5 separate regions of the Homo sapiens genome follow, and regions 1, 2, 3 and 5 are each linked to region 4. Evidence: chromatin loops called from intact Hi-C (ENCODE). Cell type or tissue: mammary epithelial cell. All regions are shown on one strand. Each heading gives the region's core, and the rest is flanking DNA. Links, peaks and the distances in the headings are about the cores only. Region 1 overlaps ST8SIA1 (ST8 alpha-N-acetyl-neuraminide alpha-2,8-sialyltransferase 1). Region 2 has its middle 140 kb from the start of CMAS. Region 3 has its middle 100 kb from the start of C2CD5. Region 4 has its middle 55 kb from the start of CMAS. Region 5 has its middle 130 kb from the start of CMAS.

What was found. Hi-C counts contacts between places; a loop is a spot of excess contacts. Peaks named below come from ENCODE experiments on the same cell type or tissue, not always from the same donor. Only the 100,000 strongest peaks of a DNase experiment are listed, where the experiment ranks them.
Region 1: a loop joins it to region 4, with 8 times the contacts of the local background. A loop is called at or near these places in 2 of 110 quality-filtered maps.
Region 2: it touches region 4 in a loop (3-fold over the local background); 7 of 110 quality-filtered maps call a loop at or near these places.
Region 3: it touches region 4 in a loop (8-fold over the local background); 49 of 110 quality-filtered maps call a loop at or near these places.
Region 5: a loop joins it to region 4, with 15 times the contacts of the local background. A loop is called at or near these places in 9 of 110 quality-filtered maps.

What each region holds. Positions count from the first base shown.
Region 1 is chr12:22,272,553-22,279,115 of GRCh38, reverse strand. The region is part of intron 2 of ST8SIA1 (ST8 alpha-N-acetyl-neuraminide alpha-2,8-sialyltransferase 1); the gene reads left to right. Among named protein-coding and RNA genes, the nearest start is that of ST8SIA1, 59 kb to the left of the region's middle. RefSeq lists a cis regulatory region at 2,175 and enhancers at 2,082-2,251, 2,091-2,260, 5,539-5,708. In mammary epithelial cell, for the core only: no CTCF peak of the experiment used is centred there; a DNase peak (open chromatin) is centred at 3,075; H3K27ac peaks cover 1,795 bases.
Region 2 is chr12:22,183,908-22,190,470 of GRCh38, reverse strand. No RefSeq gene overlaps it. Among named protein-coding and RNA genes, the nearest start is that of CMAS, 140 kb to the right of the region's middle. RefSeq lists an enhancer at 1,743-1,912. In mammary epithelial cell, for the core only: no CTCF peak of the experiment used is centred there; no DNase peak of the experiment used is centred there.
Region 3 is chr12:22,439,604-22,446,166 of GRCh38, reverse strand. No RefSeq gene overlaps it. Among named protein-coding and RNA genes, the nearest start is that of C2CD5, 100 kb to the left of the region's middle. In mammary epithelial cell, for the core only: a CTCF peak has its summit at 2,578; a DNase peak (open chromatin) is centred at 2,586.
Region 4 is chr12:22,097,839-22,104,401 of GRCh38, reverse strand. No RefSeq gene overlaps it. Among named protein-coding and RNA genes, the nearest start is that of CMAS, 55 kb to the right of the region's middle. RefSeq lists an enhancer at 2,422-2,561. In mammary epithelial cell, for the core only: a CTCF peak has its summit at 3,262 (motif pointing left); DNase peaks (open chromatin) are centred at 2,461 and 3,221; H3K27ac peaks cover 1,255 bases.
Region 5 is chr12:22,170,117-22,176,679 of GRCh38, reverse strand. No RefSeq gene overlaps it. Among named protein-coding and RNA genes, the nearest start is that of CMAS, 130 kb to the right of the region's middle. In mammary epithelial cell, for the core only: a CTCF peak has its summit at 3,331 (motif pointing right); no DNase peak of the experiment used is centred there.

The DNA.
Region 1 (6,563 bases), core at 1,025-6,024, 170 kb before region 4:
AGAAGTAGGCTGGATAAATGAGTAGAATTTTTCAGACAAAAACATTTAGGTTCTTACTGTCTTCAATGTCTAGCTCTGTGGAGGCTGACAATACAGAGAGAGCAAAAACTAAGTGTAAGGAGAGGATTTGGGAAAATTGTTAGGTAATTAAGAAATTATATTAGCAGTTTGTCAGAAAAATAGGTAAGTGGATAAGTGTGGTGAGAAAATTTAGGATAGATGGGCATGGGTCAACATCTGCTGATTGTAAAGGAAACAAAAGTGCTTTTTGAGGGTAAGACAACATTTTATACTCTGAAAATTATTATGCATAGGTTTTTTTTCTTGCCAAGTTTTATTTTTCCTGTCTATTCAGACTCTATTCTTGAGATTTCAGAATTTTAACTCTTTGCTAAGAAAAAGAAAATAAGTGCTGAGAGAAATGCAATTGTAAATTAATTTGATAATCACTTCACCTGGGGTGTCTGCAGTTAATGAAGCACTGGCTAACAGCCCCATATACAATATGTATCATCTGATTATTTTGTTTACATTTTTCTGTTTCTAGAGTTCAATCCACTCTGATTTTATATACATCTTGGGTCTAATATACTATTCAGAGGATAGTATATTCACAAAGTATGGTTAGTTCTGTAGCCATAATTTATAAATTTCCTGATTGTCTTTTCTTGTTATACTCTTACATAGTCTTTGACTATGACACCCAAGGTCAGTAAGAACTGAAGTTGCTACAGTTTGTAGGTGCTTCCAGATGCCTGACATGGAGATTGTTTGAGGATATTTTAAAATCCAAAAAAGTTCAGTGATATTTCTGGACTCAAGAAAAAAACACAGTATTTCTACACAAACTATAAAATTTAATGTAAATCAAAAATCTACAAAATAACATCAAGGTTAGAATTAAATTTAAAGCAAGGATTTGATGCATAGAAGATTGCCTTACACATTGATTGGACTTGTCACCTAAATAAATATGCCCTGCTGCCAGCACAACTATGCTTTCCTGAAATTTTCATGATTCTATGTAAGTAAAATAAGTGTTCGACCACTCATTCATGAAGTACTTATTGAGCAACTACTGCTGTGTGGTAGGGACTGTGCTAGTTCCTGGGGAAATAATAGTGAGTAAAAATAGATCCGGTTCTGCACCTATTGGATACTGTCCTCAATGTTCCATAGGTTCCTTACCTTTTACATGCTCACAATTCTGTCCCTTTCTCCTGCTTCTTTTCTTCTATTCCTGATCTCAGGTAATGACACTATCGTCTACTCAGTCACTTGAGCTGGACACCAGGGTCTTATGTTTGAATTTCACTGTCCAAATCCAAGTTTATTTCATAAATATTTCCTGAATCAATCCCCTCTTTTCTTACCTCACTGCCACTGGGTTAAGTCAAGGTTTATCATCTGTTATCTATACTAATTCAAGAACTTTCAAAAAAGTTTCACAGACAGGCGCGGTGGCTCATGCCTGTAATCCCAGCACTTTAGGAGACTGAGGCAGGCAGATCATTTGAGGTCTGGAGTTTGAGACCAGCCTGGCCAACATGATGACACCCTGTCTCTACTAAAAATACAAAAATTAGCTGGGCGTAGTGGCAGGCACCTGTAATCCCTGCTATTCAGGAGGCTGGGGCAGGAGAATTGCTTGAACCCAGGAGGCAGAGGTTGCAGTGAGCCAAAATCACACCACTGCACTCCAGCCTGGGCAAGAGTGAGACTCCATCTCAAAAAAAAAAAAAAAAAAAAGTTCACTATTATGAATTTGCCTTTCTGTGACATCCTCCACCCTCTGCCAATTTTGTTGTTATAAAATGTAAACTGGTGTGTGTGACATCTCTTAACTCACTCTTCACTACTTGCCATGCAGATGAGCAAGTGGCTAAACGGCAGACTAAGTCAGCTGGAGCAGCATTCACAGAGAAAACTCATGAAGGACAAGGAGCAGCTAGTAGATATGCTGTTGCGTTTTATTATTAAAAATAAGGAAATTCTACCCTCTAAGAAAGGGAACCTGAAACTACACTGGGCTTTGTAGTTCTGTAATTAGGGATGCACCAACCATTCCCCTGGGGTGATTGAGAGACTGAGATATAACATACTTACTAAGATAGGGCAGAACCCTGGCTTTGGCCTCTTTTATCAACTTAGTGTTTGTAGGGAATGGAAAGCCAGTGTAGCTATGATGGGTGACTCAGGTACAAGTCTTGCAGATACAGTTGAATGACATAGATGGCCAGAAACGGTGGCCTTTTTTTTTTCCATTTTATTTTATTTTGTCATGTGTTCAACAGCATCTCTTTTTCTCTCTCTCTCCCCTCTTCCTGGCAGGTCACAGACATAAATTAAAAATAAAATCTACAAGAAAAATAATTTATAAAAGCACTCCCAGGCTCACACCTTCTATCCCTACTGCTCAGTTAGGAACACCCCAACTGAGAATCAGTGCTTTCCCCCCTCCACTTCACTCCTGCTTGTCTGGGGAAGACAGTACTCCAGAGTCGGGCAGGGGTGGGGGTGGCAGTGGCAAACAGTTAAAAATAAAGACACTGTGGTCCTGGAACCATCTGGCCACCTTGGCACTTCCATGACTGCCTCCCCCAGGCAGCCCTCCAGGAGCTTGTGCTAAGCTGGGGCTGTGGAGAAGCTGCCCATGGCTGAGAGCTTGCGTGTTTGGGGGGTGCTCTCAGCCCCTGTCACTTGCACTTCTCCATCTTCTAGAAAGAAACCCAAAAAAGAAAGCAGACGACAACCTCGGGACAGAGGAGAAAAATCCCGAGTGTTCACACAGTTAGTTACATGGGTCTTTATGGCAAAGAGGACGTTTAGCTGCTTTGAATATTAGGACATCTCCTTTTTACTCAATACAAGCATTCTACAAGTGAAACAGGGCACAAGCCCTAAAAAAATCAAAGTGCATGAAATTCTAAGAGGACTAGTTTTTTTGTTGTTGCTGGGTTGTGTAATGTTTTGTGTTTTCCCAGTGACAAGCCCAGTCCTTGGTAGGCAGAGGCCTGAGGGAAAGATCACTCCCCAGTGTTGTGCTGAATCCTGCCTGGAGGCTGCTGCGCTAGATCCTCCCTCCATATCATTCCCCTGACTCACAGCAGTACTGGAATAGGAAGGCTGCAGGCCCAGTTCCCGGAGCACTGCCAGCACCTCACCCCAGCTACAGAAGAGCTCAGGCAGTGGGTGAGGGATGGGGAACACAAATGGGATTTATTGCATCAGCTTATAGTTGCAGAAGAGCTAGTTTCTTCCTTGGCTTGCTGAGAGTAGTGGGAATCCAAGCCTTGCTACTGATCAGGATAGAGGGCCTTGGGCACTGAGCCCCATCTGGTTTCCATGCAGCTCTACAGGAGCCCACATCTTTTTCCTGTTGACAGGGGATCAATCTTGAGCAGGTTCATCCTTCCTGGTTACAACCTGTATGATAAAATTCAAATCCCTTAGAGTGTCACACAAGGTCTTCACGATATGAACTCTCTGAGAATGTCAGCTAATATAAGCTTACCAATTGCCATCCATCTGCTTCCTCCAGCTCCTCATTGCTTTTTTTTTTGACACGGAGTCTCACTCTGTCATCCAGGCTGGAGTGCAGTGGTGTGACCTCTGCTCACTGCAACCTCTGCCCCCGGGGCTCAAGTGATTCTCCTGCCTCAGCCTCCGAGTAGCTGGGACTATAGGTGTGCACCACCATGCCTGGCTAATTTTTGTATTTCTCATAGAGATGGGGTTTCACCATGTTGGCCAGGCTGGTCTTGAACTTCTGACCTCAAGTGATACACCCGCCCTTGGCCTCTCAAATTGTTGGGATTACAGGCGTGAGCCACCATGCCCAGCCCCAGCCCCTCATTACTTTTTACTTTTACTAAGTGACTTGCATTTCCCAGAACAATTCGTTTTTTCGTTTTGTCTTCACATTTGTACATGTTGTTCCTTCTGCCCAAAATGCCCTTCCTATCCTTATCTGATGAATTCTTGTTTATTTTTCAAGATCCAGCCAAAGCATCATTTCTGCAAACCTTCCCAGTTCCCTCTCCCAAGTCTCAACCACCTGGCAGTGTTGATTAAAAATCTATTTTCTCCCCCCCAAATTTGTATATATCTCTCTTAATACAACTGAATAACAATTATTGTATAACAATTCAATAACTGAATTGTCAACATTGTTATTGAATAACAGTTACTGGCTCACATGCTTTCTGCTGACCACACTGTGAGCCCTTTGAAGGCAGCACATAGACAGGGTCTGGCACATAACATAGCAGGTGGTAAATTAAAATGTGCTGAATGAATGATGAAATGGATGGTTGCTTTTCCCAAAACCTTTGCACCCACATGGCATCAAGTTACGTCAACCTAGGTCAATCCAGGCAACAGCGATGGAAGAAGGAAAGGTCCTGGATGCTCACGATAGAGCGTGGCGTGTGTGATGGTGTGTGGACAGTCACCCTCTAAGTGTGCAGGACTTCATCCTAATCTTGAAATAACAAGATCGTACATTTTAAAAGTCAAGCCACAATATTGGTTCTGGGCATGTAGTTATTTTGTTTTTATTTCTTTTCGCTATTCTTATTCTCTTTTAAGACATATATTATTCTTAAGAAATTGTTATTGGATGGAGCTGATGGACATTTTGATACTTGTGAAGATAATTTCTTTTTCTCACATCCACTTCTTATTTTCTCTCATTGTCTTTACCATCTCATTTCAAATGACAATGGCCTCTTGTCTAGAATTCTGCAAAAGTTATCTTCTGGGCTTTTTGTATCTAATCTGGCCTCTTCTCCAGTCCATTACCACGCTGTAGCTTGAGTTAGCTTTTTAAAATGCAAATCAGATCATGCAATCATTTTGCTTAAAACCCTTGATTGTCTTCCCATTGATTTTTAGGATAAAGATAAACCCCTTAAGGCTTGATCTCTTCCTGTGGCTCCAGCATCAATTTCCACAATGTTGCTTCTCATCCTCATACCTTGCTTTACTGGCCTTCTTTCATATCCTCACAAACACTGTGCTGTCTTCTTCTGTAGAGGTTTTCCACATGCTATCCATTTTCCTGGAAGACTGTTGCCTCCTCTTACCTAATTAACTTACATTGATCCCTTACATCTTGTTTGAGAACCATTTCCTGGGGAGGAGGGGGCTGGTCCCCAGAGCACCAGGTACCTTTCATTTGCAACTTCATATTCAATTCTATAAGTATTTGATTGAAGTTGCCTTCTCTTACCAGCTGGAAACCTCTCCAGGGATAGTGTTTAATTCTGGATGATAGGGAGTTATGTGTCTCAGTTTGTAGCATAGTGCTTGAGACATGGTAGAGATTCAATAAATTTTAGTGGAATGATGAATGAATGAATGAATGAGTTCAGCTGCTTAGTTTTGGTGGATACAATCACCAAGTGTATCCTGGTGTACCTAGAGCCTATGTTTTGGTATAAATATAAAGAGACTTGGAGTTCATTAATAGAGAGTGGAGGGGAAAATCCTCACATTGGAAGCAGTCAACATAATGATGAGGGATTTTTTTGCTCGTTAGCTCAGCTAGGTCTGGGTTCTTGTCTCATGACCAGGAAGAAGTAGGCACACAGAAATTTGAAGAGTGAGCAAGGCGGGGAGTTTCATTGAATGATGAAACAGCTTTTAGCAGGGGTGGTCCCCCTACCCAAAGGCAGTAAAGTTCTCAATATGGCTGAGCCTGGGGCTTTTTATGGGCTCAGAATAGGTAGCTTGTATTGATTGATTTGTGACTGTGCAAAAAGGTCAAAGCAAAGATGCCACTCAAAGGTGGACATGACAGTGTAGAAAGCCAATTAGGAAAGTGTGGGTATATGAAAAATAGGTGAACGGTGGGGATCAATCAGAGGAAAGTGTGCCAAACGGGCAGGTGGGGTCTCAATCCAGTCCGAGGATTTAACTTGTAGCTTGGCTTTCAGGCTTTAAACTGTCTGCAACTTGGAGGTGGGGTTTCGCCAGGACCTGCCCGTGTCTATCTAGGCATTTGTCTGCCTCCTGTCATTATCGGTAAGAAACCTCAGAATAACTGTCCCAGACTGAAGCCTTTAAGGCTAACTGTGAAGATAGTCAAACAGGGTGACCCCGAGCGCTTTTGTTACCATGTTACTCTTGTGTCATTAGATAATACAAGTCTCAGATGTTGCAATGAAATCAATCTTAAAGGACACCATAATGGAGAAATTGCTGCTGTTTTTGAAGATGTAAAAATCACAGTCAGAGATGTCAGCTCAGTCAGTCTCTGCCTTCTCCCCAACCAGAACTAAATGGCAGAGTGCAGTGACAGAGCAAAAAGCTGAACTGGTTCCGAGGTCTCTTCCCTGCCAGGAGCTGGCATCTCCAGACTGTCGGTTCTTGTGTTGGAGCCTTGGTGCTCTTCAGTCTTTTAGCCATCAAATATTCTTGTACCAATTTTCCCACAAAGCGAATGACTGGGATTTGTATTTTAAAACCACAGCTATTATAATACCAGTATCTTTGAAATTGACATACTGTCTCCCTGTTAGTTTTCAATTTATCTTGGCCCAGCTGCTGGAGGAAAATAC
Region 2 (6,563 bases), core at 851-5,850, 86 kb before region 4:
TCTCCCATTATATGTTTGGGCTGTATTAAGAATATCTGGATCTGGGAACCAAGGGATGGAAGTAGAAGTTGCTCCACAAGTTGTGATGCATTGTGCTTTTGTCAGTTTTTAAATCAGAATATTATCTAATTATCTTGTGATTTTTCTTTAAATCACCTGTCACTTAGTATATTTTAAATTTCCAAATATATGGAAGATTTCCTAGTATCTTTTTGTTATCTCTTTGTCATTTAATTCTGGCACGACCAGAGAATATACTATGTGTGATTTTATTTTCTAAAATTTATTAAGAATTATTTTATGGCGCAGGTTCCATGAGTACTTTAAAGGAACATCCATTCTGCAGTTGTTGGCAATAGTGTACTGAAAGCATTTATTAGGTCAAGTAGAGATGATCCTTGAACAATGTAAAGGTTAGGGGTGCCGACCCCAATGCATTTGAAAATCTGCATGTATCTTTTGATTCCCCCAAAATTTAACTACTGATAGCCTACTGTTGACCAGAGACCTTACCAACAACATAAACAGTTGATTAACAAATATTTTGCATGATATATATATAAATAATATGCTGTATTCTTACAATAAAGTAAGCTAGAGAATAGGAAATGTTATTAAGAAAATTATAAAAAAGAGAAAACATATTTACTATTCATTAAGTGGATTGTCATAAAGGTCTTCCTCCTCATCACCTTAATGTTGGGTAGAATGAGGAGGACAAGGAAAAGGAAGGATTAATCTTGCTGTTTCCAGGTTGCAAAGATGGAAGAAAATCCTCATATAAGTGGATCTGTGCTGTTCAAACTTTTGTTGTTCAAGGGTCAACTGTACACTCTTACTGATATATTTTATCTATTCTATCAACTATAGAAAAAATGTATATTAAAGTCTCTAAGTATGATGTGCCAATTTCTCCTTTTAGTTCCATACATTTTAGCTTTATTGAATTTACTTTGAAATTTATTATAAGTTTCATTCATTGAGGAGTCTGACTTCCAGACCAAAGTCCTATCTGTAATTCTTCCTGTCTGACCACAGGCAATCATAAGGCTTTGTCTGGCAGGCCTAATGGAGAGAAGCTGCTCTCCTGTATTATTTTGTTCTTGAATCGCTATAAAGAAATATCTGAGGCTGGGTCATTTATTAAGAAAAGAAGTTTAATTGGCTCGTCGTTCTGCAAACTGTACAAGCAGGGCACCAACATCTGCTTGGCTTCTGGTGAAGGCCTCAGGAAGCTTATAATCATGTTGAAAGGCAAAGCACAAAGCAGGAGCAAGCCCATCACATGGCAAGAGTGGGAGCAGGGTGGGAGGTACCACACACTTTTAAACAACCAGATGTGGTGTGAACTTGGAGTGAGAACTCACTTATTACCAAGGGGACAGTGCTAAATAATTCATGTGAGTTTTGCCCCCATCAAACAATCACCACCCACCAGGCCCCACCTCCAAAATTGGGAGTTACATTTCAACATGAGATCTGGAGGTGACAAACATCCAAACCATATCACCTCCTCACACCTTGGTGCATAGCCAATTATCAGTTTTCTAGAATGAGTTGCAGTCAAGGACTTAGGACTCTTAGGAGAGCCATGTTCATATGCATATTGGCATTCCTAACCCAGCACCTTCATGTAGAGGCCTTTTTATCAGGGGCCTTTGTGGAGACACTTTTCCACTTTGACTCAGTATCTCTCCACTGCTAGAAGACCTGCCCTCTCTTCTTCCCCCTGGCCCATAGGTCCATAAAGAGAGAAAGAGCCTTTTGTTTAGGATTCCTTGGCATTGAGACAATTCTCCCATCGACACTGCATTCAGTTAACTCTCGGCCAGTAGCGTTCCATGGGGAAAAACTACACCCTAGGAAACTGGTGCCTCCTCCTTGCAGTGTCATAGTAAGTAAATAAAGGCTTGATTGTTGCTTTCAGTTGGCTTATTGTCCTAATTGACCAACACCTGATTGCTTGAAATACACATTGAAGACTGTGATATTTTCTTTATGAAGTGACCCTTTTATTCTTAACTTTTATAACAATATAAGTATTACAATATGAATAAGTATCAAAATAATTACATAAATTTTTCTTTTTTCTTTTTTTGTAATACCCTGTTTTGAAATCTACATCGACATTAATGAAAACTTACAAAATTTTTTACGGTTGATATTTACCTGGTATATCTTTTTCTATCCTTTTACTTTCAGCTTATTGTAGTTATTATATCTTTGCAATGTGCCTCTCGTAAACAACATACTTAGGTCTCATTTTGCTTTTTTATCTATTTCAACAATCTTTGCCCTTTAACTGAGGCATTTATCACTATTATATTTAATGCAGTTGTTGATATCGATGGGTTTAAGTCTATCATCTTATTATAGTCATGTGTCACTTAACGGTGGGATACATTCTGAGAAATGAGTTATGTGATTTCATCATTGTGCAAGCATCATAGCGTGTACTTATGCAAACCTAGATGCTATAGCTGACTACACACCTGTGCTATAATGGTATAGCCGATTGCTCCTTGGCTACAAACCTACGCAGAATGATACTGTATTAAATACTGTAGGCAATGGGAAGATAATGGTAAGTATTTGTGTATCTACACATAGAAAAGATACAGTAAATATATGGTATAAAAGGTTAAAAAATGGTATATCTATATAGGGCATTTACCATGTGAAACTTACAGGACCAGAAGTTGCTCTGGGTGCATCAATAAGTGAATGTGAAGGCCTAGGACATTACTGTCCACTGCTGTAGACTTTACAAACAATGTACACTTAGGCTGTACTAAATTTACAATTTTATGGGACCAATGTCATATATGCAGTTCATCATTGATAGAAATATTGTTGTATGGTGCAGAACTTTGTTTTTTATTGGTTTTCTCTGTTCTTTTTGCCTTTCATGCTGCTTTCTTGCCTTTTTTAGATTAATCATTTTTTTACTATACTTTTATCTGTTGCTCTAGGGATTATAATATGCATCTTCAATCACAGTATAACTTGAATTAATATTATACTACTTCACAAATAAGAAGGTTATATTAGTATGACACATTACTCTGTCTCCCGATCCTTTTTCCTATTGCCATGTGTATTACTACTGTATATTTGATTAATTCCATAATACAACATTGTTGTTTTTTGTTTTAAAAACATAGATGCCTTTCAAAGAAATTAGAATATGAAAATACACTTTTGTTTATATACCCCTTTATGTACAGATCTATTGCTTTTAATCCTTTCTGTAGAAATGATACCATTTCTCAACAGCCTAAGAATTTCCTTTAGCTTTTCTTGTAGTGCTAGTAACAAGTTCTCTCTGCTTTCATTCTTTTCCTTTTTTTTTTTTTTTTTTTTTTTTTTTTTTTTTTTTTTGAGACAGGGTTTCCCTATGTTGTCTAGGCTGGTCTCAAACTCCTGGGTGCAAGTGATCCTCCCACCTTAGCCTCCCATATTGCATGGATTACAGGCATGAGCTCCCACACCTGGCCTCTCTCAGCTTTTATTTACCTGAAAATGTCTATAGTTCACTTTCATTTTTGAAGTATATTTTTATTGGCTATAGAATTCTAGCTTGACAGATTTTCTTTCAGCTTTTTAAATGTATCATCCCATTGTTTTCCAGTTTACCATGTTTCTGAAGATTTTGCTAGAATTATCACCATTGAATTACAGGTGATGTTTGCTTTTCCTTTCACCCTCTAACTTCTTTTAAGGATTTTTCCCCCCAGCAGACTAGAGCCCCTGCTTTATTGAAGTAAATACAAAATAGTTAAAGCATGGTCTTTTTCAGATGAACTCACTGTAGCCACCAATAATGTCATTTTGTCTCTTTCTCTTTTCTTTGGGTAGAAGGGAAAGAGTTCTGAAATGCTCAATGAGCCAACTAATGCTGCTGATGTATTCAATTAGATTTGAAGTAAGGACAAAACACCAGAAACATAAAACCTATGATTCTTTGCAAATTCATAGAGATTCAAAGGAAAAGAAACACCGCCATTTGCTTTTGAACAAAACCAAGGGTTATTTCAGAGATGATCTGATCAAAACCTTCTACATTACAGATGAGTCAATTTCAAATCACAGAGGCACAAGTGACTTCTGAAGTACAGTAGCCAGATTCATATTTTAAAAAGAAAACGTTTAGTTTTGCAGATGAAAAATGTGTGCATAGATAATTTAATAAAAGAAAATTTATAAATCATTAGAGGAAATTGCTTTACTATTATTATTCCTAGTTTATTAATAATTTTTTTGTAGTACTGAACTATACAGATTGAGGCCCTGTATTTTAGGGTGCTTTTTTTCATTTAGGTTTCAGCACTTTGATAAAGATTTAACAATAGCGTCCGCAGTTCCAGGTATCACTAGAATGTGCAAAACCATGTAATTCCTTTGTGTGTGTGGGTGGGCGGGGGGAGGTGATACCCTATTTTTTAGAGCCGTTTTAGGTTCACAAAAAAATTGAGGAGAAAGTACAGAGATTTCCCAAATACTCTCTGTCCCCACACATGCAGACCTTCCCCCATTATCAACATCTCCCACCAGAGTTGTACATTTGTTACAAGTAGTGAGCCTACATTGACTAAGTTATCACCCAACATCCATAGTTTACATTATGGTTCACTCTTAGTGTTGTAAAATTCTTTGGGTTTGGACAAATGTATAAGGACATGTTTCCACCATTGTCATTACCCTTTATCATATGTTACTCTGTATCATAAAGAGTAGGTTCACTGCCCTATACGATTTTTGTGTTCTGTCTATTCTTTCCTCCCTCCCACCTACTCTCTGGCAACCACTGATCTTGTTACTATCTCAGTAGTTTTGACTTCTCCAGAATGTCATATAGTGAATCATAGTGTATATCCTTTTCAGACTGGCTTTCGTCACTCAGCAATATGCATTTAAGGTTTCCTCCGTGTCTTTTAATGGCTTGATCACTCATTTCTTTTTAGTACTTAATAGTATTCTATTGTCTGAATATACCACAGTTTATTTATTCATTTACCTACTGAAGGACATCTTCGTTGCTTCTAAGTTTTGGTAATGAATTAATAATAAACACTTAAATATAAATAAAGCTGGTATAAACATCTGAGTTCAGGTTTTTGTGTAGACATAAGTTTTCAACTATTTTGGATAAATATCAAGGAGCACAATGACTATATTGTATGGTAAGAGTATATTTAATTTTGTAAGAAACTGGAAAATTGTATTCCAAAGTGGCTGTTATATTTTATAGTCATTTCCACCAGCACTGAATGAAAGCTCCTGTTGCTCCACATCCTCACCAGCATTAATGTTAGTGCTTTAGATTTTGGCCATTCTATAAGTGTGTAGTGATATCTCATTGTTATTTTAATTTGCACTTCTCTGATGAAAAATGACGTGGAGCATCTTTTCACGTGCTGCTTGTCATCTGTATATTCTATTTGGTGAAATGTCTGTTAAGGTCTTTGGTCCATTTTTTAACTGGGTTATTGGTGTTATTGTTGAGTTTTAAGATTTTGTACATTTTGAATAACACTCCTTTATTGGGTATGTCTTTTTGCAATTATTTTCTCTCAAGCTCTTTCAAGTTTCCTATGGGGGAAGCTTAACTCATTGATTTTAGATCTTTCTTCTTTCCTTTTCCTTTCCATTTCTTTTTTTTTTTTTTTAAGACAGGGTTTCCCTTTGTCACCCCGTTTGGAGGACAGTGGCGCAGTCTTCACTCACTGCAACCTCCGCCTCCCAAGCTCAAGTGATCCTCCCACCTCAGCCTCCCAAGCAGCTGGGAGTACAGGTTTGCGCCACTATGCCGGGCTAATTTTTGTATTTTTTGTAGAGTTGGAGTTTCGCCTTGTTGCTCAGGATGGTCTCGAACTCCTGAGCTCAAGCAATCTGCTCACCTTGGTCTCCCAAAGTGCTAGGATTACAAGTGTGAGCCACTGCACCTGGCCCTTCTCTTCTAATGTATGCATTCAATGCTATAAATATCCTTCTAAGCACTACTTTTACTTCATCCCATAAATTTTGATACATTGTGTTTTCATTTCCATTTAGCTTAAAATATTTTTGAATTTCCCCTTGCAATTTCTTCTTTGACCCATGTGTTATTTAAAAGTATGCACCTAACAATATAGCATCAAAATAAGTGAGGCAAAAATGAGTAGAGCAGTCCAGACATTTTAATCTGCAAGTATTTGGGGGATTTCTCAGCTAGCTTTCTATTATTGATTTCTAGTTTAATTCCATTGTGGTCTGAGAGAAGACATTGTATAATTTCTGTGCTTTTAAAATTTGTTAAGGTATGATTTATGGCCCAAAATGTGGTATATCTTGGTGAATCTTCCATAGGAACTTGAGAGAATGTGTATTCTGCTGTTAGATGAAGCAATCTATAAATACCTATATATCCAGGTGATTGATTGTGTTGAGTTCAACTGTGTCCTTACTTGATTTCTGCCTGCTAGATCTGCCATTTCTGATACAGGAATATTGAAATCTTTAACTAAAATAATAGATTCATCTATTTATCCTTGCTGTTTGATTAGCTTTTAAAAAATTATTTA
Region 3 (6,563 bases), core at 668-5,667, 340 kb before region 4:
TGAACTTTTGCATACTACTTCAGGAGGTTTATTGAAACCACTTATTTGACCCCAGGCTGAATAAGGAACCACGCTGAAGAAAATGTTAGGAATGGTTGGATAAATAGTATCCTAGGAAGCTTGGCTTCTTTCTAATAGAAAAGTCAAGGCACTATAAAGACTCTCAATCTCTCTCTCTCTCTACATATATATATATAATTAAATATAAATATATTTATAATATAAATCAATATATTATTTATATATAATATAAATAGTTAATAGATTAATTATTAATATATATTATATATATTATATATATAATATATAATATATATTTAATATATATAACATTTAATATATATAACATATTTCTATATAATTAGATATATTTATATATAAATTATATATTAATATACCTATATTGATATCTGAATTTATATAAAGTAGATATATAATTATATATAATTTTTTGACTTTTTTTAATAGCCAAAGATTGCAGATATTAATCTTGTACAACAGTTGTTTTAAATTATATATACATTGTGGAATGACTAGATTGAGCTAATTAGCATATGCATTACCTCACTTTTTTCTTTTGTGGTGGGACCACTGAGAATCTACTTCTCTTAGCAATTTTCAAGAACACAATACATTATTAACTGTAGTCACCATGTTGTACAATAGACTCCTTGAACTTATTCCTCCTATTTAATTGAAGTTTTGTATCCTTTGACCAACATCTCCTAAGGCCTCACCTCTGGCAACCACCATTTTACTATCTACTTCTATGAGTTCAACTTTTTTAGATTTCACATATACTATGTAAGATCATGTGGTATTTGTCATTCTTGCCTGGCTTATTTTACTTAACATTGTGTCTTCCAGGTTCATTCATGTTGTTGAAAATGGCAGAATTTCCTTCTTTTTAAAGACTGAAGAGCATCCCATTGTGTATAGATACCATATTTTCTCTATCCACTTATCTGTTTGTGGACACTTAGGTTGATTTCATAACTTGGCTATTGTGAAAAACGCTGTAATGAACATGAGAGTGCAGATACCTCTTTGACATACTGATTTCATATCCCTTGGAAACATGCAGAGTAGTGGGATTGCTGGATCGTATGGTAGTACTATTTTCAATTTTTTGGGAAGCCTCCAGACTCTTTTCCATAATGGCTGTACTAATTTATATTCTTATCAACAGCGTGCAAGGTTCCCTTTTCTCCACGTACTCTCCAACAAAGACTATATTTTTACATATAAAAAATAAAAACATAAAAATGGTTCCTCTGCTTTTTGAAAGTAAGACTGTTGTTGTCTATAAAAATCCTTTTAAATATTTGTTCATTGGAGTTTTTTTTAAAGACTATATTTTTAAATATTAACAAACCTCAAAATGTCTATGGTAAGCAGAATAATGGGCCTTCAAAGATGTCCCCAACTTAATCCCCTGTGAATATATTACCTGACATGTTAAAAACTTTGCAAATGTGATCAAGGTCAAGGCTTGAGATGGATAAATTATCCTGGTTTATCTGGGAGGGTCCTAGAATCTAACCACATGAATCCTTTAAAATGGAAACAGAGGATATAAGAGGTCAGAGAGACTCTATGTGAGTAGGACTTGACTCAACACTGCTGACTTTGAGGCAGGGGAAGAAATGTGGGCTGGGCGCGGTGGCTAACGTCTGTAATCCCAGCACTTCGGGAGGCCGAGGCGGGCGGATCAACTTGAGGTCAGAAGTTCGAGACCAGCCTGGCCAGCATGGTGAAACCCCGTCTCCACTAAAAATACAAAAATTAGCCGGGCATGGTGGTAGGCGCCTGTAATCCCAGCTATTTGGGAGGCTGAGGCATGAGAATGGCTGAGGCAGAAGTTGCAGTGAACCGAGATTGTGCCACTGCACTCCAGCCTGGGCGATAGAGGGAGACTCAGTCTCAAAATTAAAATAAAATAAGATAAAAAATAAAAAATAAAAATGTGTGTGACCTCTAGACTCTGGGAATAACTCTCAGCCGACAACAGCCAGAAACCATCTCAGTTCCACAATACAAGAAACTGAATTATGCCAGAAATTCAAATGAACAAGGAAGTGTGTTCTCCCCTAGGGTTTCCAGAAAGGAACAGTCCCGCCAATGACTTGATTTTAGCCTGGTGAGACCCATGTCAGTTCTGACCTACTGAACTGTAAGGTAATAAGTTTGTGTTGTTGAAACCACTAAGGTTGCGGTAGCAACAGAAAACGAATACAAATTCCTATACAAGTTCAACTATAGAGATACATAAAGTATAAAATTACCGTACAGCTGTGCTATTTGTGATAATAACATCTAATAGAAAATGCTTCACAAATTCAAGATACACGCACTGTCATCTCTCTTATTTTTCCTAACAATTTTGTGTATACCCATATGAATAATTAGCGGAAGTCCAGACTCTCCTGCCTGTAAGCGCTTCTCTACTTCTGGAATCGTCCAACAACTCCAGGGCTCAATGAAGTCCCCAAAGGGTTAACGGCTTCCACATCCAAGCGGCTACAGTGCAGGAATCTTCTCGGTTCACTGTTGTGTCTGCTTCTTATAATCACACGGTGGCGCTGTTGGAATGAGTTCCACACAGAACAGGGAAGTAGCTCCTCTCCCCAGGTGATGATGCGGTACTAACCAAGACTCCTGCACAGGCTTCCAGGGGTCTTTAGGCCATGCCTAATTCAGCCAAGAAAGTCTGCTCAGGTTCAGTTCCCAGTGCTCAACCCTCTAGTTCTCATTCACAGCTGACTCCCAGTGGACCAGGAAGCCCCAGGGGCTCCTTATCATAACTGGTTCTGGGGTCTGTCACTTCATAGCGATATCCTCAAGTGCTTCCCACGGACCTTTCCCTTATTCCCCAAAGGGAATCATGCCAGGAAATTCCAAAGTATTCGTACATATCCTTCTAAAGGGAGTTTAGCAATGTCAGGATGATTTTCTGGTAATAGAGGACTTGCTGATACCTCTCATTACAGTTAATCTTTTAGAGCATAATTCAACTTTTAAAAGGATCTTTATATGGCAAAATGTATTATTTTTTCATGTTTATTTATTTTTATTTTTATTATTTTATTTTTCCATAAGTTATTGGGGTGCATGTGGTGTTTGGTTACATGAGTAAGTTCTTTAGTGGTGATTTGTGAGATTTTGGTGCACCTATCACCTGAGCAGTATACACTGCACCATATCTGTAGTCTTTTATCCCTCCCCCTCCTTCCACTCTTCCCCCCAAGTCTCCAAAGTCCATTGTATCATTCTTATGCCTTTGTGTCTCATAGCTTAGCTCCCACATATCAGTGAGAACATATGATGTTTGGGTTTCCAATCCTGAGTTACTTCACTTAGAATAATAGTGTCCAATCTCATCCAGGTCACTGCAAGTGCTGTTAATTCATTCCTCTTTATGGCTGAGTAGTATTCCATCATATATATATATATATTATGGATATATATATATATTATGGATATATATATATATATCACAGTTTATCCACTAGATTGATGGGCATTTGGGTTGGTTCTACGATTTTGCAATTGTGAATTGTGCTGCTATAAACATGCGTGTGCAAGTATCTTTTTCAAATAATGACTTCTTTTCCTCTGGGTAGATACCCAGTAGTAAGATTGCTGGATCAAATGGTAGTTCTACATTTAGTTCATTAAGGAATCTCCACACTGTTTTCCATAGTGGCTGTACTAGTTTACAGTCCCACCAGCAGTGTAGAAGTGTTCCCTGATCACCACATCCATGCCAACATCTACTGTTTTTTGATTTTTGATTATGGCCATTTCCCTGGGAGTAAGGTGATATCGCATTGTGGTTTTGATTTGCAATTCCCTGATCATGAGTGAAGTTGAGCATTTTTTCATATGTTTGTTGGCCATTTGTATATTTTTTCTTACTGATTTGTTTGAGTTTGTTGTAGATTCTGGATGTTAGTCCTTTGTCAGATGTATAGATTGTGAAGACTTTCTCCCACTCTGTGGATTGTCTGTTTACTCTGCTGACTGTTCCTTTTGCCATGGAAAAGCTCTTTAATTAGGTCCTAGCTATTTATCTTTGTTTTTATTGCATTTGCTTTTGGGTTTTTGGTCATGAAATCCTTGCCTAAGCCAACGTCTAGAAGGGTTTTTCCAATGTTGTCTTCTAGAATTTTTAGTTTCAGGTCTTAGGTTTAAGTCCTTAATCCATCTTAAGTTGATTTTTGTATGAGGTGAGAGATGAGGATGCAGTTTAATTCTCCTACATGTGGCTAGCCAATTATCCCAGCACCATTTGCTGAAAAGAGTGTCCTTTCCCCACTTTATGGTTTTGTTTGCTTTGTCGAAGATCAGTTGGCTGGAAGTATTTGGGTTTATTTCTGGTTCTCTACTCAGTTCCATTGGTCTATGTGCCTATATTTTTTACCAGCACCACACTCTTTTAGTGACTATGGTCTTATAGTATAGTTTGAAATCAGGTAGTGTGATGCCTCCAGACTTGTTCTTTTTGCTTAGTCTTGCTTTGGCTATGCAGGCTCTTTTTTGGTTCCATATGAATTTTAGAATTATTTTTTCTAACTCTGTGAAGAATGATGGTGGTATTTTGATGGGGATTGTGTTTAATTTGTGGATTACTTTGGCAGAATGGTCATTTTTACAATATTGATTCTACCCATCCATGAGCATGGGATGCGTTTCCATTTGTTTGTATTGTCTGTGATTTCTTTCAGCAATATTTTGTAGTTTTTCTTGTAGAGGTCTTTCGACTCCTTTGTTAAGTATATTCCTAAGTATTTTATTTTATTTGCGGCTACTGTAAAGGGGGTTGAGTTCTTGATTTGATTCTCCGCTTGGTTGCTGTTGCTGTGTAGAAGAGCTATTGATTTGCGTGCATTAATCTTGTATCTGGGAATTTTGTTGAATGCTTTTATCAGTTCTAGGAGCTTTCTGGAAGAGTTCCTGGGGTTTTCAAGGTAAACGATCATATCATCAGCAAATGGGGACAGTTTGACTTTCCTCTTTACTGATTTGGATGCCCTTTATTTCTTTCTCTTGTCTGATTTCTCTGGCTAGGACTTCCAATACTATGTTGAAGAGGAGTGGTGAGAGTGGGCATCCTTGTCTCATTCCTGTTCTCAGAGGGAGTGCTTTCAATTTTTCCCCATTCAGTATTATGTTGGCTGTGGGTTTGTCATAGATGGATTTTATTACATTAAGGTATGTCCCTTGTATGTTGATTTTGCTGAGAATTTTAATCATAAAGCATGCTGGATTTTGTCTAATGCTTTTTCTGTATCTACTGAGACGATCATGTGATTTTTGTTTTTACTTCTGTTTAGGTGGTGTATCGTATTTGTTGACTTGTGTATGTTAAACCGTCCCTGCATCTCTGGTATGAAACCCAGTTGATCATGGTGGATTATCTTTTTGATATGTTGTTGGATTTGGTTAGCTAGTATTTTATTAAGGATTTTAGCATCTAACTTCATCAAGGATATCTGTCTGTAGTTTTCTTTCGTGGTTGTGTCCTTTCCTGGTTTTGGTATTAGGGTGATGCTGGCTTCATAGAATGAATTAGGGAGGGTTCCTTCTTTATCTTGTGGAATAGTGTCAAAAGGATTGGTACCAATTCTTCTTTGAATGTCTGGTAGAATTCTTCTGTGAATCCATCTGGTCCTGAACATTTTTTTGTTGGTAATTTTAAAATCACTGTTTCAGTCTCACTGCTTGTTATTGGTCTGCTCAGGGTATCTAATTCTTCCTGATTTAAGCTAGGAGAGTTGTATTTTTCTGGGAATTTATCCATCTCGTCTAGGTTTTCTAGTTTATGTGCGTAAAGTTGTTCATAGTAGCCCTGAATGATCTTTTGTATTTCAGTGGTGTCAGTTGTAATATCTCCTGCTTCATTTCTTAGTGAGGTTATTTGAATTTTCTCTCCTTTTCTTGGTTAATCTTACTAATGGTCTATCAATTTTATTTATCTTTTCAAAGAACCAGCTTTTTGCTTCATTTATTGTTTGTATTTTTTTGTTTGTTTCAGTTTCACTTGGTTCTGCTCTGATCTTGGTTATTTCCTTTATTCTGCTGGGTTTGGGTTTGGTTTTGTTCTTGTTTCTCTAGTCCCTTGAGGTGTGACCTTAGATTGTCTGTTTGTGCCCTTTCAGACTTTTTGATATAGTTGTTTAGGGCTATGAACCTCTTATCATTGCCTTAACTGTATCCCAGAGGTTTTTGATAGGTTGTGTCATTCTTGTCATTCAGTTTGAATAATTTTTTAATTTCAATCTTGATTTTGTTTTTGACCCAATGCTCATTCAGGAGCAGGTTATTTAATTCCCATGTATTTGCGTGGTTTTGAAGGTTCCTTTTGGAGTTGATTTCCAGTTTTATTCCACTGTGGTCTAAGAGAGTGCTTGATATAATTTCAATTTTTTTAAATTTATTGAGGCTCATTTTATGGCCTATCATAGGGTCTGTCTTGGAGAAAGTTCCATGTGCTGTTGAATAGAATGTGTGTTCTGAGGTTGTTGGATGAAATGTTCTGTATATTTCTGTTAAATCCATTT
Region 4 (6,563 bases), core at 765-5,764:
TTTTTTCCAGAAATAACTTTTTAAACTGCATAATATACAACCATTACAGAAGAAATTAGAAACAACAGATAAGTAAATAAAGAATAATCCCCTATCATCTTGGCACCAAGAGATACAAGATGTTCACATTTTATTTTAAAACTGGCAGATTTCTTTTGTGAATACAATACATTTAAATTGGTTCTTGTCTAATACATTTCCAATCTATCCAGGAGCGGTGGATGATTGGATAAACTACTTCAGAGCAGAAGAGTATTTAATGAACTATTCACAGAGAAGATGAAACACAGTGAACTGGTAAGACACTTTGAAGATCACTCAGTACAAATGGGAAATGAAACCAATTTTTATTTTATGCAATGCAGTGCTTTGGGAAAACATAAATATTTTTCACCATTATAGAAAGCAGATTTTTTTTCAGTGCAAAACAGACACTTTATAAATGTGTCAAAAGTGTCATGTGTGATATACTATTTCATATTTTGTGATAGCAGAGAATTATTAGTAAGAAAAAAAGTGGTGGTGAGGGGGTTAGCCAAGATGGCTGACTAGTAGCAGCTACGTTGTGCCAATCTAAGAGAAATAGAAGGGGTGAGTAAATACAGCACATTGTACTTCCGGTACAATGTGTACACCGGAAGCATCCAGGTACACACATTGGGATTCATCAAGGAAACAATTTGACTCATGAAGAATGGAGAAAAGCAAGGCAGGGTAACTGCCCACCTAGGAGTGCCATGGAACCAGGGGAGCCTCCCTTGCCTAGAGAAGTGTTGACTGAATGAGGAAGTGACTGCAGAGACCCACTGTTCTACCACAGATCTTTGCAACCCTCAGGTCAGGAGATCCCTTCATGGACCCACTCTACCCAAACCTTCAGTTTGACATGCAGAGCTACATAATGTCTCTGCAGAGTAGCCACTCAGGCACATGTGGAGCCCTGGGAGCCTTAGATATCCAGCTTCCTGTCAAAAAGTAGCTGCAGCTCTTTCAAAGTGAGAGGTTAGATCCTCGTACCTACCCGTAGGAAAGGGGCTGAATCCAGGGGAGTGAGCAGCGATGGACTACAGGCACCTCACTGGATAAGACCCACCGGCTTGGGAACCCAGCCAGTCACCAATAATAACCGTTACACCTCCCTGAGATGAAGCTCCCAGAGGGCGGGGTGGGCCACATCTTTGTTGTTTTACAGCCTTAGCAATTGTTGCCTTTGGACTCTAGGAGTCTGAAGTGACTGGAGGCTGGAGCGGACCCCCAGTCCAGCATAGCAGCTCTGCAAAGCAGCAGCCGACTGCTTTTCATGTGGATCCCAAATCCCATTTCTCTTCACTGGGTAGAATCTCCTGACCAGGACCTCCTGTCACCCCCACTGGTGTTTTCTGGCTGACAGCAGTTCCAACCCCTCCCTGAGATGTAGCTCCCAGAGGGAGGGGCAGGCCACCATCTTTGCTCTTTAGCAGCCTTAGCTGCCTTCAGGCATTAGAGTCCATGGTGACCAGGGGCTGTAGTGGATCCCCAGAAAAGCACAACTATCTTGAGGAAAAGCAGCCAGGCTGCTTTTTTACATGGGTCCCTGATCCTATACCTCCTTACTGGGTGGGATCTCCTGATTGGGGTCTCCAACCACTTCTTGCAGGTGTGTTCAGGTTGGTAACAGGTCCGACCTCCCTGGGATGGAGCTCCCAGAGGGAGGGGCAGGCCACCTTTTTGCTGTTTTGCAGCCTTCACTGTTGATATCTTTAGATACTGGAAAATTCAAAGCCACTGGGGACTGGAGTGGACCCCCAGCATACTGCAGCAGCCCTGTGGAAAAGTGGCCAGACTGTTATGTGGTCCCCAATCGTGTAGCTCCTCACTGGGCAGGTCCTCTTGGCTTGGGTCTCCAACTACCCTCTGCTGAGGCTATAGAGCCAATAGCAGCTCTGTAACTCCCTGGGCAGAGCTCCCCATGGTAGGGGCAGGTTGCCATGGTGGCTGTCTTGCAGCCCTTGCCCTTGGTGTCTCCAGGCTCTGGAGAGTCTGTGAGGATCAGGGACTGGTCCAGATCCCCAGCACAGAGCAACAACCCCATGGAAAAATGGTCAGATTGTTCCCCATACAGGTCCCAGTCCTCACTTCTCACTGGGCAGGGCTATCCAACCCCCAACACAACCACCCTGACCCTGCCTGATCACTTCAATCAGAGCCAGCTCAGCACTTCTCCCAGGAGGAAATCGCAGAGCCAACCCACAAACCCTCCTTCGCTGCAGCTGCAGTGGTACAGTTCCAACAGCCCTCGTGCTTGGGAAGGAACAAGGGGCTTAGTCATTATGCTGGCACTTCCAGCACACCACAGCCACGCTATAGAGAGGAGCCCAGCCCCTCTTCCAGGGGAATCCCCACCCCACACTCTTCACCAGGCAGGGCCCCTGGCTCATGACTGCAGAACAGCCACTCCACCCATGGCTGAACATATCCACTGGTAGTGGCCTGAGGAGAGGCTTGTAGAGACATGTTACAGCCCCTTCGTCACTGGTTCTATCCCTGCTGCCCTCAGTCTGAAGAAGAAACAAAGAACCTGAGGGCTACATCTGAGCTTACAGCATGCCACAGTCATATGGAGAGGAAACCAGTCTCTCCTCCCAGTGAACCATTGACCCCCTGCTGCCAAACAAGCAGAGCCCCAAGCTCATGTGCCAGCACTGCACCTGCCCCTCCCCACTGGCTGAACACTCCCAATAAGAGCAGCTCTGCTTCACAGAGGTGGAACCCCCAGGGGCAACCAAAAGCCTCTCTGCCACTGCCTCTGCAGTGGTATTACCCCTGCCACTCTCAGAGTAACAAAGGCAGAAGCAGTGGCAGAGAGGCTTTGGTTGCCCCTGGGGGTTCCACCTACAAGAAAGATGGAGTGCAGGAAAGGGAACTCCAGGCTTGGGCCCACAGCACAGACCCATCCTAGGCTGATTGCACTGAGCGATTGCTGACCTGCATTTCTCTGGGGTGGAGCCCCTAGGATACAAATAAAAGACCATCGGCTACAACCACTGCTAAGGTTCCTTCCTCTGCTGCCTCTAAGTTGGGGAGGAAACATAAACCTTGAGTTCACCCCAGAGCTCTGGTGGACAGCCTGGGAGTGCCAAGCCGCAATTTACAGCCAGCGCTCAAGTGGAAGAGGGGCCCTTGATTTCAGAGCATTGAGAGGGAACATGGCTGCAACTGTGAGGAAATACAGGGGAACCACACAACTGAGCAAGAGCCTACCAACTGACCACTATGCCTAAGCGCCACCTACTGGATCATACCCCAAAGCTTCAACACCAAAAATGTCTAGGTAACATACTCCCCTGTAAAACCAAAGACAAGAAGTTAGCCACAAATAAAAACCCTGCACAAAGCTTCAGCCCTGTGAAAACATCCAGAAAAGAAGTCTATTGACTATACTCAATCTACGCTGCAGTTAAAGGAACACCCACATGCAGAGATGAGAAAGAAGGCAATACAAGAACTCCAGTAACTCAATGGCCAGAGTGCCATATGTCCTCCAAATGACCACACTAATTTTCCAACAAGGATTCTTAACCAGACTGATCTGGCTGAAATGACAAAAATAGAATTCAGAATATAGGAAAAACAAAGATAATTAAAATTAAAATTCAGGAGGATGGCAAACCCCAATCCAAGGAAAATAAGAACCACAATAAAACTATACAGGAGCTGACAGACAAAATAGCCAGCATAAAAAAGAACCTAACTGATCTGACAGAGCTGAAAAACACACTACAAGAATTTCACAATGCAGTTGCAAGTGTTAACAGCAGAATACACCAAGCTGAGGAAAGAATCTCAGAACTTTTTTTTTTTTTTTTTTTTTTTTGAGACGGAGTCTCGCTCTGTCGCCCAGGCCGGACTGCGGACTGCAGTGGCGCAATCTCGGCTCACTGCAAGCTCCACTTCCCGGGTTCACGCCATTCTCCTGCCTCAGCCTCCCGAGTAGCTGGGACTACAGGCACCCGCCACCGCGCCCGGCTAATTTTTTGTATTTTTAGTAGAGACGGGGTTTCACCTTGTTAGCCAGGATGGTCTCGATCTCCTGACCTCATGATCCACCCGCCTCGGCCTCCCAAAGTGCTGGGATTACAGGCGTGAGCCACCGCGCCCGGCCAGAATCTCAGAACTTGAAGACTGGTTCTCTGAAATAGGACAGTCAGGCAAAAATTAAAAGAAAATAAAAAGGAATTAATAAACCTCCAAGAAATGTGGGATTATGTAAACATGCCAAATATAAAAATGATTGGCATCCTGAAAAGGGATGGGGAGGAAGCAGACAACATGGAAAACATATTTCAGGATATCATCCATGAAAATGTCCCCAACCTCACTATAGAGGCTGAGAGTCAAATTCTGGAAATACAGAGAGCCTTGCAAGATTCTATACAAGAAGATCATCCCCAAAAAACACAGTCAGATTTTCCAAGGTTGAAATGAAAAAATGTTAAAGGCAGCTAGAGAGAAAGAGCATGTCACCTACAAAGGGAACCCCATCAGGCTAACAGCAGACCTCTCAGCAGAAACACTACAAGCCAGTAGAGATTGGGGGCCTATATTCAACATTCTTAAGGAAAAAATAATCTTCAACCAAGCATATTATATCCAGCCAAACTAAGCTTCTTCTAAGTAAAAAAGAAAGAAGAACCTTTTCAGATAAGCAAATGCTGAGGGAGTTCATTGCCACCAGATGTGTCTAAGAAGAGATCTTGAAAGGAGCACTAAATATGGAAAAGAAAGACCATTACCAGCCAATAGAAAAACACACTTAAGGACACAGACCAATGACACTATACAGCAACCACACAAACAAGCTGGCACAATAACCAGATAACAACACAATGACAAGATCAAATTCACACATATCAGTACTAACCTTGAAGGTAAACAGGCTAAATGCCCCATTTAAAAGGCTCAGAATGGTCAGCTGGATAATAAAGCAAAACCCAGATATGCTGTCTTCAAGAGACCCATCTCATACACGATGACACCCATAGGCTCAAAATAAAGGGATAGAGGAAAATATACCAAGCAAATGGAAACCAGCAAAAAGCATGAGTTGTAATCTTAATTTCAGGCAAAACAGACTTTAAACCAACAAAAATCAAAACAGACAAAGAAGGGCATTACGTAATCATAAAGGGTTCAATTCAACAAGAAGACTTAACTATCCTAAATATATATGCACCCAATACAGGAGCACTCAGATTCAAAAAGCAAGTTCTTAGAGGCCTACAAAGAGACTTAGACTTCCACACAATAATAGTGGAAAACTTCCTTACTCCACTGACAGTATCAGATAGATCATTGAGGCAGAAAATTAACAACAACATTTCAGGACCTGGACTCAATATTGGACCAATGGATCTGATAGACCTTTACAGAACTCTGTACCCAAAAACAAAATATACACTTTTCTCATCACCACATGGCACATATTCTAAAACTGGCCACACAGTTGGACATAAAACAATCCTCAGCAAATGCAAAGAAACTGAAATAATACCAAACACACTCTCAGACCACAGTACAAAATAGAAGTAAAGACTTAAAAATAAATCACTCAAAACCATGCAATTACATGGAAATTAACCTTCTCCTAAACAAGTTTTGGGTAAATAATGAAATTAAGTGAGAAATCAAGAAATTCTTTGAAACTAATGAGAACAAAGATACCAGAATCTCTGGGACACAGCTAAAGCAGCGTTAAGAGGGAAATTTATATCACTGAATGCCCATATCAAAAAGTTAGAAAGATCTCAAATTAACAACCTACCATTACAACTAAATAACTAGAGAAGCAAGAACAAACCAATCCCAAAACTAGCAGAAGAGAAGAAATAATGAAAATCGGAGCTGAACTGAAGGAGATTGAGACACAAAAAAACATTCAAAGGATCATCAAATCCAAGAGTAGGCTTTTTGAAAAAATTTAATAAGATTGGCCACTAGCTAGATTAATAAAGAAGAAAAGAGAGGAGGTCCAAATAAACATAATTAGAAATGACAAAGGGGATATTACCACGACCCCACAAAAATACAAATAACCATCAGAGACTGCTACAAACACCTCCATGCACACCAACTAGAAAGCCTAGAAGAGATTTATAAATTCCTGGACACATACACCCTCCTAAAACTGAACCAGGAAGAAGTTGATTCCCTGAGCAGACCAATAACAAGTCCCAAAATTGAATCTGTAATAAACAGCCTACTAACCAAAAAAGCCCAGGACCAGACAGATCCACAGCCAAATTCTACCAGATGTAGAAAGAAGTCTGGTACTGTTCCTACTAAAACTATTCCAAAATATTGAGGAGGAAGAATTCCTCCCTAACTCATTCTGTGAGGCCAGTATCACCCTGATACCAAAACTTACCAGAGATCCAACAAAAAAAAGGAAATTTCAGGCCAATATGCCTAATGAACACGGATGTAAAAATCCTCAACAAAATACTTGCAAACCGATTCTAGCAGCACACCAAAAACCTAAACCACCATGATCAAGTAGGCTTTATCCTAGGGATGCAAGGTTGGTT
Region 5 (6,563 bases), core at 1,078-6,077, 72 kb before region 4:
TGATCCACTTGCCTCAGCCTCCCAAAGTACTGGGATTACCAGTATGAGCCGCCGTGCCTGGCCATTATTATTTTAATTTCTCTAAGATCTGCAATGATGTCTCCTATTTTATTTCTGAATTGTAGTTTGTGTCTTTCTACTTTATTCACAGTAATTCTCACTAAAGATTTATCAGTTGTTTTGCTTTTGCAAAAAAACAAAACAAACCCAAAAACACCAACTTTTGGTGTCGTCGTACATTTTCTTTTTTTGTTTTTCATGTCATTGATTTCTGCTATGAGCTTTATTATTTCTTTTCTTCTACTTCCTTTCAGTTTGCTTTGCTCCTGGAGAGGTAACGATAATGTATTATAGGAGTTTAAAGAATGATTACTCCCCATTCTTGAATCAGGAAATTCTTTGAGGATAATGAGCCTTGAAGAGTAGATTATGATGGAGTGAGAAAGATAAGAGGTAGTAGGGAAGACCTTCCCAGAAGAGGGAATAAGACAAGCAAAGGCAAGCAAGTACAGAGCGTATGGGAAACAACGAATTGATCACTTTGTTAACTAGAGACCAAATACATCAGCAAGCACAATTAATTTAAATATACTCAAGTCTCCAATTGAAAGACAAATGTTCTACCTTTATGATGGATTTGTCAAATTGGACTTTTGTCTAATTTTGTTTAATATATTTTAAAGTTATGCTATTAGGTACAGTTTTAAGACTTTCATCTTTCTGGTTATTGAATAGGTTAGATTTATCTCAGAATAGAAGGAGGCTTCAACATTAGAGAACATATTAACATAGTTAGCCATATTAACCAGGTTAAAAAAATCTTATGTTCATATCAATAGATAAGGAAGGTCATGAGAAAAAAATTAAGTTATTTTCGATTTAAAAAAATCTTAGATAACTTTCCTAACTTTATAATAATATGTACCTGAAAAATGTATAGTAGACATCATTCTTAGCAGTGAAACATTAGAATATACCTTTAAAAATAAAGGATAAGAGGGCTGGTCGCGGTGGCTCATGCCTGTAATCCCAGCACTTTGGGAGGTCAAGGCGGGTGGACCTTGAGGTCAGGAGATCGAGACCATCCTGGCTAACACGGTGAAACCCAGTCTCTACTAAATATACAAAAAATTAGCCGGGCGTGGTGGCGGGCGCCTGTAGTCTCAGCTACTTGGGAGGCTGAGGCAGGAGAATGGCGTGAACCCGGGAGGCGTAGCTTTCAGTGAGCCGAGATCGTGCCACTGCACTCCAGCTTGGGCGACAGAGCAAAACTCCGTCAAGAAAGAAAGAAAGAAAGAATGAGAGAGAGAGAGAGAGAGGAAGGAAGGAAGGAAGGAAGGAAGGAAGGAAGGAAGGAAGGAAGGAAGGAAGGAAGGGAGGGAGTAGGATATCTTATCATTCAACATTTTCTCTGGGCGCCTAGAAGACACATACCCAAAAATAGAAAGAAATAAAAACATGAAGATTTGAAAGAAAAAACACAACTCTTCTTTTTAAAAGATAGAAAAACCAAAATTATCTATAATTTCTCCTATCAAAATTTGAAAAGTTTGTAATATTAATGCACAAATTTGATAAGGTTACCAAATACAAGATCAGCATATAAAAGTAAATTTCATTTTTACGGCGCTAGTAATAAACAGCTAGAAAATGCAATTTGAATAATGAAACTATTTACTATGGCAGCAATAATAATGAAATGCTAAGACCTAATAAACACAACAAAAAATGTACATGTCTCTTAGGGAATAATTATGAAATTTATTGAAAGACAATGAAAAAGACCTGAATTAATTGAGAAATGTACTATATTCATAGACAGAAAGACTCAATATTATAAAGATGTCTTTGCTGCTAAAATTGATCTAGACCCATAGAATTTGTTGTAAAATTTAATTTATAATTTATATAGAAAAGCAAGGATTTATAATTGCCAAGACGCTCCACATTGATATAGATTTTGGTAAGCATTTTCTTTAACTGTTAAGATACATGGAACATGAAATGAATTGAAAACCAAACTTTTGTATGTGTTGCATGAAGCTCTTAGGTATCAATTCCAAATGACTTTCAGCCAGTCTATCATTAGTTCATCCATCCAATTATTTTGAAATTTATAGGCACTGGCATACTTGGAGCTCTCATTCTTAGATTTCATGCTGTGCCTTAAAATGAAATATGTGAAAATAATTTTTGATCTTCAGTAATTATGCATATTATCAGCAATATACTGATTTTTATAGCTTGTGGTCACGATCTTGGTCTTCTTAATAACTTTAACATTGTCCATATGACTTTGAGGAATGTTTCCACCTTGGCTTTCACTAGGATGTCTAATTTACCATTTTCATGTTTTCCCTGAATGAATCATGTATCACTAAAGTAATCAGCTTCTATTCTAAATTATCAGGCAGATGCTCACAAATTGACATTTTATTGATAGTCTTGCATAACGAATGAATAGTTCACATCAGTATCTCATTCTTTTGAAGTTTAATCTATTTGGAGGTACCATTGCAAATTTTTCTGCCTTTAGTTGGATTGCATGGCACACAATAAGCAATATTTTTGCATGAATCTCAGCAATAAAATATAATCCAGCTTTATTCATTTCTGAGTATCTTTCCTTCTTAGGTCTTATAGAAAGCTTGGTTGTTGTGTTGCAGCATAATCTGGAAATGTAGTCATTCTTCCAAAAAATAGTCAACTTACAATAATCAATTTACATCTCACTACATAATTTTCCTGCCATTTTACACATACTATAGCTTTGTGTCTTAATGCCCAATTACGACTCATTCTATAGACTACATGTATGTGTATATGTAATTGTTGGTTCATCATATCTTTTTAAAGATATTTAACTGGCAGTTAAATTAAACAAAAATGACACAAACAATGCCCATTAGTCAACTAATGTGAGATTGAGAAGTGCTGTAACAGAGTTTGTATATGTATAGGAAATGACGGTTATGTCATCAGACTGCATACCTAACAGTAATAGTGACAGCATCAATTGTAAGATACAGTTTGATCTCAGAAATGTTAAAATGTGAAAAAAGTGTATCTTAGAATCAACAAATACTTTTATCTTCCATCATTGGGATGAAAGAAAAGGCATATTGGAAGGAGGATGAAGCACAAGTCAGGGATGCAGTCATGGAGAATGGAAGTGTTATAACATTCTAAAACTGGCCCTTCCCCTCAGAAGAATAAATTAGGCTGATAAGAAAACAAAGGAATCTTGAATTAAAGGAGTGAATCAGAGATCATTCCCTTGGCAATTTGTTCAAATTCCAGTTAATTCAGGCTCCTCTAGACAGATGTTTCTGTACACTAGGGGGCTGTAACACACAACATGTTAAAAAAAATATTGATAGCTTGTTTTGTTTGTTTTTAAATTTTGTTTCCTCAACAAACATTTATTGAACATGAATTGTTAGGCTGAACATTGTAAGGAATATTAAATGACTACATTCTGTACTCAGCCTATAAGAGATTTATAATTTGGTAAGGGAGACAAAGCATGGATAAAAGTTAAAATAAAGTGAGGCATAAAACTGGACCAAAGAATTACAAAAATTCAAAAGAGTAGTGAATCTTTGTCTAGATAAGCTTGTCCAACCCACAGCCCATGGGATGCAGGCAGCCAAGGATGGCTTTGAATGTGGCCCAACACAAATTCATAAACTTTCTCAAAACATTATGAGATTTATTTTGTGTGTGTGTGTGTGTGTTTTTGTTTGTTTGTTTTTAGCTTATCAGCTATCTCTAGTGTTAGTGTATTTTACTTGTGGCCCAAGACAATTCTTCTTCTTCCAGTGTGGCCCAGGGAAGCCAAAAGATTGGACACCCCTGGCCTAGGTCATCAGTTGACATTCGTTTGAGTTGGAAAAAATTTAACCGTATCCTTAATGACTGACCAGACTGTGTATTTCAGGGGATCCTCCTGACCACAGTTTGTGGGCAGCGTAAGAACAGAAGCAGCTGCCTCTTGCAAATATCCTTGAGGGGCAGCTGGGTAATACCAGGGCACATGCTTATTCCACATCTTAGTCACTATGTTCCTCCTCTTGTCCTCCTCTCCTTCCTTCCTGTTTTCCGACTTCCCTCCTTTGGCTTCTTCCTTGGGGTACTACAGACCATAATCACCTGGCAGTGACTGTAAATATAGTCGTAATCTTTCAGGTGGCATTCTGGACTAAAGAAGTTGCTCACCCCAGCTCCCAGGTAAATTCTGGGACATCTTTTTTCCTCAAAAGTTACTGTGGCCACAAACACCGTTTGCTGATATAATGGTTTGTGCATTTTCAAATGTTGCCAGGATTGCAAGAGAATGTTTATAGCCCTTTGAATTAGGGAGGCAAAATGGCAGAGCAGGTGCAGGAGCAGAGCTGTGGCCCTCCTTCCTTTACCATCACGCACACACCCTCTTGCCCACTTTCTAACCAGGCTATACAAGTGAAGTTATAAATCCATTATGAATTCTTTACAAGAACCAAGGTCTACACTGTTCAGGAGCCCATGGCAAAAAAATACCCTGCTTTCTCACTTTGGCTTTCCGTCGTATGTTTGGTAGTTGAGAAAGATCTATTTAAATATTTGTTTCATTTATTTTTTAAATGTTTAATTTAAAAGAACTATCAGGCTGGGTGTAGAGGCTCACACCTGTAATCCCAGCACTTTGGGAGGCCAAGACGGGAAGATCACTTGAGCGTAGGAGTTCAAGTCCAGCCTGAGCAACATGGTGAAATCCCGTCTCTACGAAAAATACAAAAATTAGCTGGGCATGATGGCACACACCTGTAGTCCTAGCTACCGGAAAGGCTGAGGTGGGAGGAGCACTTGAACCTGTGAGGCCGAGGTTGCAGTGAGCTGTGATTTTGCTGCTGCATTCCATTCTGAGTAACAGAGTGAAACTATGTCAAAAAAAAAAAAAAAACCATCAATTTTAAAAGTTGCAAATATAGTACACCCATATAATCTTTACTCATTACAATCATTAATGTTTTTGCTATATTTGCTTTTTAAAATCTAATTATTATTCTTATTCTTGTTGCTGAAAATTAGAAAGTAAGTTGCAGATACCATAATCCTTTACTTCCAAACTATTTCAATGTATATACCCTAACAAGGACATTTTCCTAGATAACAAAAGTATAATAATAAGGTAAGAAATTTGATGCTGATATAATATTGTCTAATATACAGTTCCTATTCAGATTTTACCAATTTTCTCATTAATGTCCTTTTTGGTGATTTTTTTTTCCCATTCCAGGATCGGATCTAGAATCACACATTGAATCATTGTCATGTTTCTTTAGTCTCCTTTCATCTGGAACTATTCTTCTATCTTTCATCATCTTTAACATTGATTTTTATTTATTATTATTATTATTTTTTGAGACAGAGTCTCGCTCTGTCGCCCAGGCTGGAGAGCAGTGGCACGATCTTGGCTCACTGCAAGCTCCGCCTCCTGGGTTCACGCCATTCTCCTGCCTCAGCCTCCCAAGTAGCTGGGACTACAGGCGCCCACCACCACGCCCGGCTAATTTTTTTGTATTTTTAGTAGAGAAGGGGTTTCACCGTGTTAGCCAGGATGGTCTCGATCTCCTGACCTCGTGATCCGCCTGCCTTGGCTTCTCAAAGTGCTGGGATTACCGGCGTGCGCCACTGCTCCCGGCCCCAGCATTGATTTTTTTAGAAATTCAAGCCAATTACATGTCTCTGAATTTGGGTTTGTCTGATGTCTTCACATGATTTCTTTCCATTAATACATTTTTGGCAGGAATTTAGCATATTTTGAGACTATTACATTAGGAGGTCAGAGATTCCCCTTGTTAGGGGTTAAACCATTTTTTTTAAATTCCCCAAGCAATGTAAGAGTACTGATTTCCCCACAGCCTCACCAACAGAGTGTGTTGTCAAGTTTTGCATTAACTGCCAATATGATTGATGAATAATATGATATATTGATGCAGTTTTTAAGAAATAAACTTCATCGAAGTAGAATTAGAAAGCAATAAAATGGATCCATTTTAAGCACACAATGTGATGAATTTCAACAACACTTATAAGATACAGACTATGTTCATCACTTTAAAAAGTTTCTCATTGGCTGGGCGCGGTGGCTCACGCTTGTAATCCCAGCACTTTGGGAGGCCGAGGCTGGCGGATCAGGAGGTCAGGAGATCAAGACCATCCTGGCTAACAAGGTGAAACCCCGTCTCCACTAAAAATACAAAAAATTAGCCGGGCGTGGTGGCGGGCACCTGTAGTCCCAGCTACTTAGAGAGGCTGAGGCAGGAGAATGGCGCGAACCCGGGAGGTGGAGCTTGCAGTGAGCTGAGATCGCACCACTGCACTCCATCCTGGGTGACAGAGCGAGACTTCGTTTAAAAAAAAAAAAAAAAAAAAAAAAGTTTATCATTTTGTTTCAGTTAAATCCCCCCAAATTCTTGCCCCAGAAAAACACTGATCTGCTTTCTGACACTATTGATTATATTTGTGGAGGCTAGAATTTCATATAAATGGAATCATAAGGCGCTATAGTTTTTCTTTTT